2 separate regions of the Homo sapiens genome follow, and region 1 is linked to region 2. Evidence: chromatin loops called from intact Hi-C (ENCODE). Cell type or tissue: IMR-90. All regions are shown on one strand. Links, peaks and the distances in the headings refer to the core of each region. The heading gives the core; the rest is flanking DNA.

Region 1 (5,627 bases), core at 509-4,508, 440 kb after region 2:
AGTGGAAGAGGGGAAACATTGGGATGCAGTGGGCGGAAGCAACCTTGGGGCACAATGGGAAGAAGGAATTTGGTGGACCAACAGGATTTTGGAAGCATCAGGACCTGGGCAAACTATTTGCCTGCATGGCTTCCACCTCAGGCTGACATTGGCAGAAGCCCAGTGTCTGGGACTGCAGGAAGCTGGAGAGGAACATCCGCCAGCTGGACTCCCCTTAAAAGGAGAGTTCCTCCTAAAATAGGCACGCATGACCCAGCCATGAGGGCAGAGACGGATCCAGCAGCTCCCAGAGGTAGGACATAGCTCTGAGCCCAGAAGGAGTTTGGTGTTTCAAATCACACATCACAAATCGCTTTCTCTGCACATTCCTTGGAAGCTCTGGTGTGTAAACTTTCCACCTTATCTTTCCCAGAGTGCATGCCAGGACCTGGCCCTGGTGATGTTTCCATTTAAGCAAAAGAGACAGTGGGTGTCAGCAGCCCCTGGGGCTCCTAGTAAGATGAAGAAATTGATCAGGCTGTCTCCAAGCAAGGGAGAAGGAGAGAAGGGAAGAACAGAGATGAACCGCAAGGGAAGGAAGCGGAAAGGGGAAAGAGGACTTGCTATTGCTGCACCCAGTTAGGGTTTGCGGAGCTCCAGGTGGTGGTGCTTACCAGTGTGGCTCTAAAGTTCTCCACCAGGGTACAGATCGCAGGGTGCCCCTTACTTGCTGTGTGATCTTGTGTGAGTTAGTCAACCTCTCTGAACCTCAGTTTGCTTATCAGTAAAATGTCCATAGTAAAATAATTCCTCCTTTCTAGGACTGTTGTAAGCACTGCATAAGATGGCAAATGCAGCTGTGTCTGGCACCCAGCAAGCACTCGATCCAACTTGGGCATCATTATTACTTGACCAGGAACTTCTGTGAAACTTGGTTATGTCAAAAAGAGGAAGATGAGGATGACTGGGTCATGGTCTCTTGTGATCCCAGCAGGTAGGCTTTGAATAGAGTGCTTATCTGAGTCACAGGTAACCACTCTACCTTGACCTATGAAATCAAGAGATCAGGGCGGGTGTGGTGGCTCAAGCCTGTAATCCCAGCACTTTGGGAGGCCGAGGCAGGTGGATAACGAGGTCAACAGATCGAGACCATCCTGGCCAACATGGTGAAACCCCGTCTCTACTAAAAATACAAAAATCATCGGGCCTGGTGGCGCATGCCTGTTATCCCAGCTACTCAGGAGGCTGAAGCAGGAGAATCGCTTGAACCAGGAAGTCGGAGGTTGCAGTGAGCCAAGATCGCACCACTGCACTCAGGCCTGGTGACAGAGCAAGATTCCATCTCAAAAAAAAAACAAAAAAAGAGAGAGATCAATCAAGGCAGAGAAGCACAACATCAACATTTCACCTTCCACAGTGAAAGTAATAAAGAATCGGAATATTATTTAAAGATATGCAAATATCTAGGTCAGCTAAACTTCACTTGTTGGAAATCATTGTTTACTCTGCCCCAGCTGTAAATAGGGTCTGTGTTTGCATAATATATCATTTAAGGTTCTGCTGCTTTAAAAAAAAAAAGAAAAAAAGAAAAAGAAAAACATAAAGTTTAAAAACCACCATCGTGGATACATAGCACCTCTGGGTACAGATTTATGCCTTCAAGACCCAGAAGTCACATCTTTCCAGTGGGAAAGCTGCCTCTTTGAGAATACTGAGCTTCCGGCAGGTGGGAGACTGAATATGGGGGATTATGGTAAAGACATGTGAGTTCCACTTTTGACACATGTTGGTAATAATCACGAACGCATGATGTAATTATTCATTTTGTTTCAAGAGACATTTTTTTTCCCACATAGGAGCCATTGCTTTCAATTTTACAAAGTCAAAATTGAGCTCTCAGAGAGCTAAGTCTTCTGTTTCATGTACTATAACCTTTGGAAATGCATTTAAAAGGAAGAGAACAAGGTTTTTAGATATGAATAGCCGGAGGTGGTAGGAAAGGTGACCTTGCCGGAGGGTTGCCTGGCAATCAGGCCCACGGAGGTCAGCAGTCTCATCTTGTCTCTCCCAGACTAGAAGGTAAGAGTTACCCTTGGAACTTCACCCTGGCTCCTACACTCCTGGGCTGTAAGGAAGGAGATCTCACCTGCAGGAATAGGTAACATCCCAAGGTCCCAGAGTTAGGAACGGCAAAAGATGCTGGAAAACAAAGATAAAACTTCAGGAAGGAAATTAAAATGTACACTTAGGGCTGATGCCTGTTCTCCAGCCCCAGGGCCTTGTTTAAGAATCAGGAAGTACCGAAGAATATCATTAAGACTCTTTGATAAGGAAGGCAGAAAAATTCACTTACACCTAGATGGCAGCTGACCCATGAGAAAATCCTCCACTCTTTCAGCATGTTTTCCTTGAAAATATTGTTTATTTTTAGTAGAAATCCTGGGGAGGAGAGCTCTTTTAACTCTTTAATCTTTTGTTTGTTTAAAGAACTTTTCAATACTTTAGAATCCTTTTCCCTCAACACATTTATATCAAGACTCTTTTTGTCAAACAATAAAAACAAGCACTGGCTAACTCTTTAAAAAAAAAGAGTTTATTGCAAGGACACAGGGTCACTCACAGAATCAAAGGTAAAATCAAAAATGTATTATACCTTCAGAAGGACCGGAACTCCTGGGACTGTCAACACATGGCTTATCTTTCTAGAATGTTGGGAGATAGATGGATGTGGCTTCACCCATCTCCCCCATCAGGCATCTTTGGGCAGAATGATTGACAGGTCGTCCCAGCCACATCAAAGGAAGAGGAGGGAATTCAGTTCCCCCAAAGGGGATAATCACACTTCTGTTTTGACAATTTATCATTTGTGCGTCCTTTCTATGTAAGAAAAGTACTCAAACATACCTTTTAGTCAAACTCCCAAACTGCATAGGAAAGTTGGGCATTCTATTGAAATAACAGCAGAGAGGGCTGGGAAGGAGGAATGTTTTTTTAAAATCTTATTCCATCTTAATACATCCTCTGGATTAGATGCTGATTAATTTGGCACTAAAGGCTGCTGTTAATCAGTTGCATGTCAGCCATCATTTGTAGTGACATTTAAATTATAAAGCATGATGGGATTAACTGCACTTTTGCAAATAACCTCTTTATAAAAGTATAAGTAAACCTGATGTGCACACCGGAGGTATCAGCACCCCCTGTTTCAGTCATTGTGATTCTGGAGATTATGACAAGGCTTGGCTTGAGCTGATGAATTCAGAGCAACTGTGTTTAACAAGGCATTTTGAGTTTGGAAGTCATTCTCAGAGACCTGGGATTTCCTGAGCCAGTTTCCAGAGTGACAGACAAGCACTTCCTTAGGTTCACACCTGGTGGGATCCTGGCTCAACCTGGGGAAGGTGCTTGTTTGTTTGCGTCAAAAGAAGAATGATCAGTGGTCAGGTGGTCTGCACCCCTAGCGGCTTCTTGGCCCCAGGACCCCTAGAGGGCATGAGACCCTCTGAGAGCACTGACTTCCCATTGTCTAGAATGACCTGCATGATCTGCTCATTTGGTAGGGGTAAGCAGATGGGGAGAAAGCAGGCAGAGAGGGAACTAATCATCACTGAGTCCCTAAGGCATTCCAACAACTGCTTTCGGATCTTCTGGGGGCTCCCACTTTGTTATAGAGACATTTTTTTTAAACTTGTAAAATACTGGAAAAAAAAAATAAAGTAAAAAACTGAAAATACCCACAATCCTACAACCCAGGAATAACCATTCACATTTTCAAAGACTTGTTTAGGCATACGGGGTGCGTATGCAGGTGTGTTCATCCATGTTGTCTTCAATACTTCTTATGAGACAAATAGGGAATAAATAAATGTATGTGCATAATTAGGGTCATGATGTATGCATACTTTTGCATCCTGCATTTTCCTTTTTTTTTTTTTTTTTTTTTTTTGAGACAGAGTTTTGCTCTCTTGCCCAGGCTGGAGTGCAGTGACGCTATCTCATTCACTGCAACCTCCGCCTCCCCGGTTCAAGCGACCCTCCCCCCTCAGCCTCCCTAGTAGCTGGGATTATGAGTATGTGCCACCACGACCTGGCTAATTTGTATTTGGCTAATTTGTATTTTTAGTAGAGAAAGGGTTTCACCACGTTGGCCAGGCTGATCTCAAACTCCTGACCTCAAGTGATCCGTCCTCCTCAGCCTCCCAAAGTCCTGGGATTAATTAAAACCTTGGCTCAGTTTTATGTTACACTTAAAAGGCTGTCATTGCTCCCAACCCCAGTGCACTTAGTGAGTACTCAAATTTTCATTAAGTAAGGCAGGTGGTTTCAGTTTTGATAGGATGCTCCAGTGACAGGAAACTCACTACCAGTTGAGTCGGGTAGTTCCACATTTGGGTATCACAAACACTTGAAGGTCCTTCCTTATATCAAAACAGAATTTGCTGCTATGTAATGGCTCCATACTTGGGACATGCATAACTAGCTAATTCCTTTTCCACGGATTCTTTAAACCAGTTCAGATATTTCTCTACTCTCCCTCCTCCAGGCTAGTGAACTCAAGTCATTTGAGAGTTTCCTTCCAGGGCCTGATGTTGGGGCTCCTCCCCATTGGAGATTCTTTCCTCTGGTAGCCCCCCTCCCCAACTAGCTGCCTGCACCCCTTTTCAAGAGAGCCCCAGCCTTTGCAGGGTGACCCCCTCACTCTTTCTGCAGCTCACGAGTATTTCAGAAAATGAGTCCTAATTCTTCAGTAACTAACATGGTGTAGACATGCCACAGTCACTCCCCGAGAACAGTAGTCACACCAAGGTTAAGCTCACCCACTGCCTCTGCGGGCAACTTTCCTGTTTCTTGATCCTGATCCATCCCTCATTGGCTGTGTGACTGCAAGCACATGTCTGAACCTTTCTGGGCCACCAAGGGTGTAGGAAAGATGAAGTGATTTGACACTGCACACGCAGAGTTTATTTAAAGTGTAGGGCAGGCTTTACATTGGATGCTGTGCAGCCTATCCTACCTGGGAATTAATTCTTCACCTGGGCAAGTTCAAGGCAACATGGAGAAAACAGACCACTCGTGGCACCTTGAGATCCCATGGTGTCAAACTCTCTGGTCCCAGGGAGTGTGTGAGGCCAGATTTCTGGGTGAAGTACTCCCATGGTTTCCAATGTGCCAATAGTTTGCTGTACAGTGGGGAAGGGTGTGATGGAGAGATGACTAGGCAGGACTGGGACACTCAGACCTGCATATCTAAAGCATCCCTGTTGGGGACATGGGCAGAAAGTCAGATTTGCCAGTGTGCAAGCTTCAGCCATGACTGGTTCCAAGTTACCAACTCAGCTCTGCTACTGAGGAGCGGAGAGTCTGTGCAGAGTTCCACACACACACACCCTTTTCAGAAGGGAGCTCCTAGGCCTGGAATCTCAACACCTGGGATCAGCTCCGGAATTGGGACAAATGAAAGTTTAAAAACAAGAACAAAGCAGGACAAAGAAAAGAGGCTTTGGTTTAGCACTCCAAAATAAATGGCATTTCTGTATACTGCTGCAGTTTGGCCAGAAATTAACATGTTTGTAAATTTTGATTAAAATGTAATTTGGAAGGAGGAACAAATGAATAGTTGGAAACCCTCTGGGGCCTCTGATAATGGG
Region 2 (5,627 bases), core at 832-4,831:
TCAAGGAGAACTACAAACCACTGCTCAAGGAAATAAAAGAGGACACAAACAAATGGAAGAACATTCCATGCTCATGGGTAGGAAGAATCAATATCTTGAAAATGGCCATACTGCCCAAGGTAATTTACAGATTCAATGCCATCCCCATCAAGCTACCAATGACTTTCTTCACAGAATTGGAAAAAACTACTTTAAAGTTCATATGGAACCAAAAAAGAGCCCGCATCGCCAAGTCAATCCTAAGCCAAAAGAACAAAGCTGGAGGCATCACACTACCTGACTTCAAACTATACTACAAGGCTACAGTAACCAAAACAGCATGGTACTGGTACCAAAACAGAGATATAGATCAATGGAACAGAACAGAGCCCTCAGAAATAATGCCGCATATCTACAACTATCTGATCTTTGACAAACCTGAGAAAGACAAGCAATGGGGAAAGGATTCCCTATTTAATAAATGGTGCTGGGAAAACTGGCTAGCCATATGTAGAAAGCTGAAACTGGATCCCTTCCTTACACCTTATACAAAAATCAATTCAAGATGGATTAAAGATTTAAACGTTAAACCTAAAACCATAAAAACCCTAGAAGAAAACCTAGGCGTTACCATTCAGGACATAGGCGTGGGCAAGGACTTCATGTCCAAAACACCAAAAGCAATGGCAACAAAAGAAAAAATTGACAAATGGGATCTAATTAAACTAAAGAGCTTCTGCACAGCAAAAGAAACTACCATCAGAGTGAACAGGCAACCTACAACATGGGAGAAAATTTTCGCAACCTACTCATCTGACAAAGGGCTAATATCCAGAATCTACAATGAACTCAAACAAATTTACAAGAAAAAAACAAACAACCCCATCAAAAAGTGGGCAAAGGACATGAACAGACACTTCTCAAAAGAGACATTTATGCAGCCAAAAAACACATGAAGAAATGCTCATCATCACTGGCCATCAGAGAAATGCAAATCAAAACCACTATGAGATATCATCTCACAGCAGTTAGAATGGCAATCATTAAAAAGTCAGGAAACAACAGGTGCTGGAGAGGATGCGGAGAAATAGGAACACTTTTACACTGTTGGTGGGACTGTAAACTAGTTCAACCATTGTGGAAGTCAGTGTGGCGATTCCTCAGGGATCTAGAACTAGAAATACCATTTGACCCAGCCATCCCATTACTGGGTATATACCCAAATGAGTATAAATCATGCTGCTATAAAGACACATGCACACGTATGTTTATTGTGGCACTATTCACAATAGCAAAGACTTGGAACCAACCCAAATGTCCAACAATGATAGACTGGATTAAGAAAATGTGGCACATATACACCATGGAATACTATGCAGCCATAAAAAATGATGAGTTCATATCCTTTGTAGGGACATGGATGAAATTGGAAACCATCATTCTCAGTAAACTATCGCAAGAACAAAAAACCAAACACCGCATATTCTCACTCATAGGTGGGAATTGAACAATGAGATCACATGGACACAGGAAGGGGAATATCACACTCTGGGGACTGTTGTGGGGTAGGGGGAGGGGGGAGGGATAGCATTGGGAGATATACCTAATGCTAGATGACACATTAGTGGGTGCAGCGCACCAGCATGGCACATGTATACATACGTAACTAACCTGCACAATGTGCACATGTACCCTAAAACTTAGAGTATAATAAAAAAAAAAAAAAAGAATTACATAAGCCTTGGTTCAAATATTATTCCCATCATTTACTGGCTCTTTGGCTTCTTGACTGGTTGGGAGATGGCATGACCCGGAAATGCCACACTGGATGGAGGGATGGAAGCCACATGTTGTGACAGACCCAGCTACCCTTGGCTGTCCTACATCACCTTCCTATGGAAGCTGAAGGAGTAAACTTTTACTGTATTCAAGCCATTGTGTCTTAGAGTCTCTTTGTTATAAGACTTCACCCATAACTTAATATATTCATTGGTACAAAAAGCTTAAACTCTAAATTCACTTTCCCTCATCTATAAATTACAGATAGAAATACCAATCTCGTAGGGTTCTTGTAAAGAAAAATAAAATGATGCATAAAAGTGTGTGTCTATTGTCTGGCCCAGAGTTCACACACTCATTGTCATCTTTGCCCTGCTTGAGTTTATGATCAGTGTCAACACAATTAATGAAACAAACATTCTGTGAATTTGGCAAATGTGTGTATCCATCCACAATGTTGCTCCAGGGAATTTAAAACAATTTGCTCTGCAAACTCCTTTTATGGGAACTTGAGGGTTTTAAATAAATAAAGTAGTGGTTTTACAGAAAAATCATTCAGTGGACTGCTTGTGGACCAAGATCTTCCATGGACATCTTGCCCTATCTAGTCCTCAGTTTCTAATGCTGGAAAATAAAAGGAAAAAAAAAGAGGAAAGAGAAAGAAGGAGGGGAGGAAGGAGAGAGAGAAAGAAAGGAAGAAAGAGAAAGAAAAAAGGAAGGAGAAAGAAAGGAAGGAGAGAGAGAAAAGAAGAAAGAGAAAGAAAAGGGAAGGAAGGAAGGAAGGGAGGGAGGTCGATCAGTCAGTCAGTCAATATTTCCCAATTCCTAAGGGTTTCAGAAAGCAACTTCAATAGTTCTGCCATTACTTGCATGACTTATTCAGCTCTGCATAACTGGCTTTTGCTGAGGAAGGTGTTCTATCGCTTCAAACAAGTTTGCAAACCACAAGATGAACAAGATGATCTACCAGGTGCCCTCTGTCTCCGTGAATTTTCCCTAAACCAGTTGCAGGCACTTTTCCTCCAGCAATAATTCCTGCTTCAAATCAGAGAATCTCCTGATTCTCTCTACTCTTAGGGGCCCACAGTTTGTCATAAATGAATTAACAAAGGCAGTGGGTATTTGACTCAAGTTGCTCAGGACTTTCTTAGCCCAGCTGAATCTGTGCAACTCAGTGGGTCTGAGCCATGCCATCTAGTGAACAGATCCGGCAGTGAAGCATCCTCCAGCTCATGCATGTTCCAAGATGAACCAAGAATTCTCTATCTGGGTGCAATGGCAATTTTTTTAAAAGAATCAAAATGAGGAAATGGGTTAGAAAACTAAAATGTCATCTCCATCCAATGCCCTGGGCCTGAAGTGGCTGAAATAATCAAAGCTGTCATTTTATTTTCTCCTCTCTTGGAATTACTACTTTTAATTTCTCTACTGAAGTTTCTCTGGCCAACTCATCAAATTTTCTATCAAAATTACCCACAGAATTAATTTGTATGCACTGGCATATAAGAATTGGCTGACAAGATGGACCACATTCGGGGTGGGGCGGGGGTGGGGAGGGAAGCCTCCCACTCACCCTAGGAATTCACTCCTTCCATGGAGTGAATGCTGGATGTCCAAAATGCCCTGCACGTGTTGGCTGAATCCTTGGCTTCCTGCCTGCTGATTAGTGTTGCAGACCCACAGCCTCAAGCAACTGCCAGGTCTCCTTGCTGGAGATTTTCCCTGGAGGACCAGAGCCTGACGCCAACACTACTGTGTCCCCTGGATTTCCCTCTTCAGGTAGACTCTGGCTTACAAAGGAACACCTAAGACAGCATCGGATGTGTCAGGAAGTCCCAGAAGGCATGATGACAAAAACAAATGATGGCAGAAAAAATAGAGTTACACCTGCTAACATCACCTCGGTGACGAATTGTGGGGAACTCGGGGGCTCCTAACTCTCTCCCCGACTCATGCAGGCCACAGGCACCCGGACCCCAGGCCTGGTGATGGACTGAGAGTTTACCAGGCATGGCCGGCATGCAGAATCCATTCCCCAGCAATAGGGACAGCTGCTTCCCAGATTCTGTTCATTGTCCTCCATGTTAGAGAATTTATCTTAAGAAACCACGTGGCCGGGCGCGGTGGCTCATGTCTGTAATCCCAGCACTTTTGGAGGCGGAGGAGGGCGGACCACGAGGTCAGGAGATCGAGACCATCCTGGCTAACTCAGTGACACCCCGTCTCTACTAAAAATGCAAAAAAAAAATTAGCCGGGCTTGGTGGCGGGTGCCTGTAGTCCCAGCTACTCAGGAGGCTGAGGCAGGAGAATGGCGTGAACCCGGGAGGCGGAGCTTGCAATGAGCCAAGATCGCGCCACTGCACTCCAGCCTGGGCAACGGAGCAAGCCTGTCTCAAAAAAAAAAAAAAAAGAAACCACGTGCGGCCGGGCACGGTGGCTCATGCCTGTCATCCCAGATACTCGGGAGGCTGAGGGAGGAGAGTCGCTTGAACCCAGGAGGCAGAGGTTGCAGTGAGCAGAGATCGCACCATTGCACTCCAGCCTGGGCAACAAGAGCAAAAGTCCGTCTCAAAAAAAAGAAAAAAGAAAAAAGAAAAGAAGAAACCACATGCTTTCCGAGTTCACCCCCATGATTAGGATTCTATACAAAAAAGAAAACCATAAAAACCTAGGGTTGAATTTTCTTCTTTTGTCTCTGCCCATCTTAACTTCAGTTGGTTTTCATTTATTTCAATGTGTACTTTGGAATCAGAACCCTCCACATTCCCAGTTAACTCCCACCACCTGGGTTATGTTATTTTGAGGGGGACAGGAACACTGCTTCTTCCCCTGCTCCCACTCTTTTTTCACATTGTAAAAACAAATTGTTAAAAGGGTGGCCTCTGTCTGCAGAGAGAGAGAGAGGGAGAGAGTGTGGGAGCTCTTCCTGCTGGGCTCAGTTACAGAGCAAAGGGCTTGGGGGAGCAGTGACCACTTTCAGCCAGGAACTGCAAACCCCAGAGTCAGGCAGGGTGATGGTTCACTGAAGCAACCCCCTCTTTTTGGATCACTTTTGGGGTGAGTCTAATCAACACGGGATGTGTGACTTCAAAACAGCTGGGAAGCATTAGAGGTCAAAAGTTTAAATCAAGTTAAGAGCCATCGGAATGTGCAAGCCCCGTTGTTTTAATCTCTGTTTCTTCCTTTAATCTACACAACGCTCTTTGTGGGATAAAATGTCTTGGTCAGGGCTTGTGTTGACACATGGGTCCATGAAAATACATTCATGAAACCAGAGTTGGAGAGGCGGGTAGGAGGGGTATTGTATTTGCTGGTAAAATAAAGCAGCCAGCCATTTCTTTAAATATAAAAAAGAAACCAATCCCTTCTTTAAACATAAAAAAGAGACATGTAGAATCACAGAATACTAAAGCTGGAAAAAATCATTGCAAATCTTTCAAACCCTTTCATTACCACGGTGGAAAATAGGCCCAGAGAGGTTAATGCCTGGTTCAGATTAGTGTTTAGCAGCTAACCCACTGAAGGGGTAAACATATTTAGATTGTGCCACACTTCTGCCCCAAACCATAAAAACCTAGGGCTGAATTTTCTCCTTTTGCCTCTGCCCATCTCAACTTCAGTTGGTTTTCATTCACTTCAATGTGTACTTTGGTTTGTGCTCATCATTAGGATGAAGTGACAGTTCTCTGGCCTATCAGGGCTTGGGTGATGTGGTCCCACTCACAGCTCAGTTTGCTGGGGCCACACCCCTGCCCCCTCCCCCATCCCACCATGCTCCTGGCACATTGTTTTCTTGGTTCCATCAATTTGTGAAGTCCTATCCCACTTCTGAGTTTAGGGACTTGTTATCTCTCCTTTATGGAAGGTG

The links. A loop is a pair of places that touch in the nucleus more often than their neighbours do. Peaks named below come from ENCODE experiments on the same cell type or tissue, not always from the same donor. Only the 100,000 strongest peaks of a DNase experiment are listed, where the experiment ranks them.
Region 1: it touches region 2 in a loop (5-fold over the local background); 1 of 110 quality-filtered maps calls a loop at or near these places.

What each region holds. Positions count from the first base shown.
Region 1 is chr16:66,135,310-66,140,936 of GRCh38, forward strand. It overlaps LOC105371316 (a long non-coding RNA gene), which reads left to right. Exons shown (of 3, transcript XR_933684.2): 2 at 801-973. Among named protein-coding and RNA genes, the nearest start is that of CDH5, 230 kb to the right of the region's middle. In IMR-90, for the core only: no CTCF peak of the experiment used is centred there; no DNase peak of the experiment used is centred there; H3K27ac peaks cover 469 bases.
Region 2 is chr16:65,694,317-65,699,943 of GRCh38, forward strand. No RefSeq gene overlaps it. Among named protein-coding and RNA genes, the nearest start is that of LINC00922, 120 kb to the left of the region's middle. In IMR-90, for the core only: no CTCF peak of the experiment used is centred there; no DNase peak of the experiment used is centred there; H3K27ac peaks cover 267 bases.